2 separate regions of the Homo sapiens genome follow, and region 1 is linked to region 2. Evidence: chromatin contacts called from ENCODE Hi-C or POLR2A ChIA-PET data. All regions are on one chromosome and are shown on one strand. Each heading gives the region's core, a stretch centred on a gene start or an enhancer-like site at or near the end of the contact. The rest is flanking DNA. Distances are from core to core; before and after follow the strand shown.

What was found. A loop is a pair of places that touch in the nucleus more often than their neighbours do. ChIA-PET counts read pairs that join two places held with the same protein, here RNA polymerase II (POLR2A). Pooled maps may share reads with other maps.
Region 1: a map of gastrocnemius medialis shows a loop between it and region 2 (2.8-fold over the local background). The contact joins the promoter of UNKL-AS1 here to the promoter of TELO2 in region 2. A Hi-C loop is called at or near these places in 3 of 168 maps with a recorded cell type or tissue (CD4-positive, alpha-beta T cell, HL-60/S4 and gastrocnemius medialis), 3 of 37 single-sample maps with no recorded cell type and 11 of 50 pooled maps. POLR2A ChIA-PET finds 5 or more read pairs at or near these places in 5 of 52 experiments (PC-9, Panc1, activated B cell and 2 more).

What each region holds. Positions count from the first base shown.
Region 1 is chr16:1,407,031-1,409,730 of GRCh38, forward strand. It overlaps UNKL-AS1 (UNKL antisense RNA 1), which reads left to right and starts at 1,364. Exons shown (of 2, transcript NR_188570.1): 1 at 1,364-1,862. The region is part of intron 2 of UNKL (unk like zinc finger); the gene reads right to left. RefSeq lists silencers at 1,142-1,319, 1,198-1,247, 1,298-1,367, 1,638-1,787.
Region 2 is chr16:1,492,028-1,494,727 of GRCh38, forward strand. TELO2 (telomere maintenance 2) reads left to right here and starts at 1,333. Exons shown (of 21, transcript NM_016111.4): 1 at 1,333-1,578; 2 at 2,219-2,589. The coding sequence starts at 2,255. RefSeq lists enhancers at 991-1,040, 1,138-2,038 and silencers at 1,251-1,340, 1,511-1,560, 1,571-1,770.

The DNA.
Region 1 (2,700 bases), core at 114-2,613, 85 kb before region 2:
CCCAGCTACTCGGGAGGTTGAGGCAGGAGAATCACTTGAACCCGGGAGGTGGATGCTGCAGTGAGCCGAGATCGTGTCACTGCACTCCAGCCTGGGTGACAGAGGGAGACTCGATCTCAAAAAAAAGAAAGAAAGAAAAAAAAAAGATCAGACTCCAGACCCGCCAGATACAAGCAGCAACAGTTAATCTTAGAAATGGATACTTGGAAAAGTTTCTCCTCCCACCAGTTACTCACAGAATGCACAGTGGAGACCCAGCTAGGCACACCCCGGACCCATCCAGACAGGAGTTCTGCACCTGCCGGACGACAGAGGCCTGGGGAGGCGCACAGGGCAAGCGGGAAGTGTCAGGTCTGTCAGGTGACACCGCCAAACAGAGCTCTGGAAAGAAGACAGAGGCCGGGCGCAGTGGCTCATTCCTGTAATCCCAGCACTTTGGGAGGAGAGGTGGGTGGATTACTTGAGCCCAGGAGTTCGAAACCAGCAAGACCCCACCCCTACAAAAAATACAAAAATTCAGCTGGGCGTGGTGGTGTGCGCCTATGGTCCCAGCTACTTTGGAGGCTGAGGTGGGAGGATCACTTGAGCTCAGGAGGTTGAGGTTGCACTGAGCCAAGATCACACCACTGCACTCCAGCCTGGGCGACAGAGTGAGGCCCTGTCAAAAAAAAAAAAAAAAGGACAAACCTGTGTCTGTGTGTCAATCTGGAAAAGTGGCACCACAGGAATGGGGCAAGCCTGTTTTTTCTGAGAACGAGACCCAGGGTGGCTGCAGGGCCACAGTGCAGGAGCGCTCTTCTGGACAGGGGTGGGCTGGCAGATGGCCACTCGTTCTGTGGCTACACAGCTGCAGGCCACGTGTATTTTTTTTTCCCAATGAAAATGGGCCTAGAGGCTGGGCATGGTGCCTCAGGCCTGTAATCTCAGGACTCTGGGAAGCCTAGGCATATGGATCGCTTGGGTACTCCGGAGGCTGAGGCACGAGGATCAGCTGAGTCCAGGAGGCAGAGGTTGCAGTGAGCCAAGATCGAGCCACGGCACTCCAGCCTGGGAGACAGAGCCAGACCCTGGCTCAAAAGAAAAACAAAAAAAAGATGGACCCTGGAGAGGCCCGGGGTCCCGCGGGGCGCCTTTTCTATTTCTTTACCGCAATCTGTTTAAAGAGAAAAGCAAGCGCCTGCCCCTCAGCTACACCCCCGGGGCCTCAAGGCCACGCCCACATGGGAGCTGCCCCCCCCCCCAACGACCAGGACGGTTCCCACGGGGGCGGGGCTTCACACGTGACCCGGGACAGCCAATCGCGGGCGCGCAGCGGAGGGGCGTGTCGCGCGGAACAAAAGGCCTTTCCCGAGCGGGGCGGGGCGGGGCCGAGATCACGCTGATGCCCACAGGACCGGCACGGCGTGGGGTGCAACAAGGGGCAGCCACCCACCTAGGAAAGGGTGCACAGTGGGGGCACCCACGGGGGCAGGCACCGGAGGGGGTGCCCACAGAGGATAGAGGACGCCGAGAAGTGACCTGGGGAGCCATAGGATGAGGAAGAGAGAAGAGATGACAGCAGGGGCTGTAGGAGGTCACCCTCCACGGAGGGAGGGGTGACGGCAGAGGCGTCCGCAGGAGCTGGTACCGGTGGGGCTGCCCCCAGGGGGGGCTGACAGAGGCAGCAACTGAGCAGGCAGGGGTGGAGCGAGGTGCCAGCCTGCCGTGGAAAGGAGACGCCAGCAGCGGGGGGCCCTCCTGGGGTCCCAGTCCTGCTCTGCCCCACAGCTCAGCCCCAGCACCTCCAGCCACAACCAAGAGCAACGCCTGATACGGGCTAAGGGTCTCTGCTCTCTGATACACATTCATGTGTAAAATAACAGGTTGGTAGTATCAACACCCAAAATAGAAATTTCTTTTTTTTTTTTTTTGAGTCTTGCTCTGTCGCCAAGGCTGGAGTGCAGTGGCGCGATCTCGGCTCACTGCAACCTCCGCCTCCCACGTTCACGCCATTCTCCTGCCTCAGCCTCCCAAGTAGCTGGGACTACAGGTGCCCGCCACCATGCCCAGCTAATTTTTCTGTATTTTTAGTAGAGACGGGGTTTCACCATGTAGGATGGTCTCGATCTCCCGACCTCGTGATCTGCCCGCCTCGGCCTCCCAAAGTGCTGGGATTACAGGCGTGAGCCACCGCGCCCAGCCAAAATAGAAATTTTAAAAACCAATGAACTAAAGAAAAGGAAGGCCCTGTCCTTATTCTGAACGTTCCTTTATTTACAAATTCCGAGGCAACCCTTAATGAGAACCAGAACGGGTACTTCAATAGGACAAACTGGCTATTCCCTTTGTTCAGCGATGAGAAAGTCCCACTCCCGTGGAATGAAGGATAATTATGGAGGAGAGATCTCAGGGGAGGCAGCCTGTCAGACACTTCCTAAAGGGCCGGTCGAAGCAAGTCATTCACACGCTACAAACAAAATCTTAAATAAAATAAGGAAATTTCCTTACTATGTGTGCATATACCCAGGTATCCAAAACAAAACACCAAACAGGCATCTTAGCCCCACTTACCACCCTCAATTATAAACTGTAAGCCATTCAGACAGCAGGCTAATATTTTTGTAATGATGTTATGGAACTGCTACTTGAGCACAGCTTGAAGTGACCACCTAGAGGCAGGCGCTTACTACAGCACTGTCCATCCCTGTAAGAACTGGATAC
Region 2 (2,700 bases), core at 83-2,582:
ACGGGGTTTCACCATGTTGGCCAGGCTGGTCTCGAACTCCTGAGCTTGTGACCCACCCGTCTCGGCCTCCCTAAGTGCTGGGATTAGAGGTGTGAACCACTGTGCCCGGCCACTGGCTCTTATTTTCTTACCCTACCGGTTTTTTATTTTGATTCCTTTTTTTTTTTTGAAACAGGGTCTTGCTCTGTTGTCCAGGCTGGAGTGCAGTGGCAGTGAACATGGCTCACTGCAGCCTCAACCTCCCGGGCTCAAGCCATCCTCCCACCTCAGCCTCCTGAGTAGCTGGGATCACAGGCTCATGACACCGTGCCTGGCTAATTTTTAAATTTTTTGTAGAGACAGGGTCTCACTATTTTTCCCATTCTTGAACTTCTGGGTGCAAACGATTCTCCCACCTCAGCTTCCCAGTGCTGGAATTACCGGCGTGAGCCACCGGGCCCGGCCTCTGCCAGTTTTTCTGCTCGAGGCCTGTCACCTGGCATATTTCGTATGTACTTTATCTGTTCCCCCGATAGGTGAGCAGGAACTTTGCATCATTTGTTGCTCAGAAGGCTTGGTGCACCAAGCAGGCATTTAATCAATGTTTGTTGAATGGATAACTGTTCCCCAGCTTTTCCCACATCCATCACTGCTGAAATGGCGCCTCTTTAGGTGTCTTCCTGGATTGCCCCCTCCACAAAGATGAAGCCCCCCACACTCCGCTGCGGTGTACAGAAGGCACTGCATGTTGTAAATGTTCAGTGTCCGGCTGTCCAGCCTGGCGGCCACAGCCAAAGGTAGTACCGAGCCCTTGAGATGGGGCTAGTGCTGCAAGGGAACTGGACTTATTTAACTTCAGTTAATTTACAGAGCCACATGCGTCTAGCGCTTACCCTACTGGTCGCAGTTTTTATTCCACGACCCGGCCTCATTTACGGAGCTGCAATTGTTCAGATCTGACATGATCTCAACTGCTCTTTTACTTCCTTGTGTACCGTGCGTTTCCCTTACTGGCCTCTGACCCTTGAAAGCAGAGCCTTACATCCGGGGAAGACGAGCCAGGCCTGTCTTGGTAAACATCTGCCTTAGAGCGAACGCTCGGCGTTCTGGAGAGAATGTGGGACCCGAGGCGGAGGGAAGAGACGGCTGACATCACTCCAGGGTAGGGACGACCGAGATGGGAGAAACTAAGGCGAGAACCCACCACCCGGGCGCAGCGAACCCAGCTCGCAGCCACGTGGGGAAGCGCGGCCCTGCCCTCAGGCCCCGCCCCACTCACGCGTCAGGCCCCGCCCACCCCACCGCCCCCCGCTCCCGCGTCCAGGCTCCGCCCCGTCCCCGCGCAGCGCAGGCGCAGATGCGCCCTCCCGCCTGGCGTCCTCCGCAGATTCGCGCTGAGAGGCCCGCGGAGACCCGCCCCAGAGGCTCAAGAAAACCCGCGGGAGCCTCGCCCGGACCCAGGAACTCGTGCTCGGGGCCAACCGGCTGGGCCGCGATCGCGTTTCGTCCGGGGCCGCGGCGGCCGTGGGGAATCGGCTGCAGCGAATCGGTGGCGCGCGGCGCCTGAGCGCGCTGCAGTCACCCGGGAGCCGGGTCCAGGTCGGGTTGGGGGTCGGGGATCGGGGATCGGGGGTCCGGTTGGGTCGGGTTGGGCTCCAGGTCTGGTTGGGTCGGGTCCAGGTCGGGTAGGAGTCCGGTCGGGGTCCGGGTACAGGTCGGGGTCCGGGCCTGGATCGGGGGCGGGTCCGCGTGCGGCTCCTCTAGCCCCGAACCCGTGTTCCCCGTAAGCTGTTGGTTTCTAAGGGGCGGAGGAATGGCGACTGGAGCCACCTCTCACCGCTCAGGGAGCCGGGAGGGCCGGCAGCTCCCGCGGGCCGAGTTTCCCGCCTTGGGTGCGAGGACGCGTGGGGCCGCGCTGTGCCCGGGGAACACTCACCAGCATCTCTAGCCTCCACCTCCCTCTCGCGCCAGTGGCACTCCCGGTTGAGACAACTGAGAATGTTCCCTGGGCACAGTGGCCCGGGTTGAGAAGCCCTGCAGTGGCTGGTAGCGTTGGGGTCCGAGCGGAGGAGCGAACTCTGGGTGGAAACCGGCAGGCACTGGAGGGGAAGGAGGCGGGACAGGGTTGGGTGGGACCAGGGTTGAGGGGTGTGGGGTCTCGGGGCGCTCACCGAGGGGCTTCCTGAGCTTGTGTGGATTATTTCCGTGCCCCAAGCTGAGCCCTGTGTCCATGTCACAGGTCGTCTTCCCGTGACGCCCAGATCTGTCCTGCAGGATGGAGCCAGCACCCTCAGAGGTTCGACTCGCCGTCCGGGAAGCCATTCATGCCCTCTCGTCTTCGGAGGATGGCGGCCACATCTTCTGCACCCTGGAGTCCCTGAAGCGGTATCTCGGTGAGATGGAGCCTCCAGCGCTCCCGAGGGAGAAGGAGGAGTTTGCCTCGGCCCACTTCTCGCCTGTCCTCAGATGTCTTGCCAGCAGGCTGAGCCCAGCCTGGCTGGAGCTGCTGCCCCATGGCCGCCTGGAGGAGCTGTGGGCCAGCTTCTTCCTGGAGGGCCCGGCGGACCAAGCCTTCCTGGTGTTGATGGAGACCATCGAGGGTGCTGCGGGGTGAGTGGGCTGGGCCCATCCTGGGGTTGCCGGTAGCCTCAGAAGTGATGAGAGTGGCTTGAAGGACTGGACCAAGAGCCTCTCTAGTCCCTGTGAGGGGCTAGAGAGAGA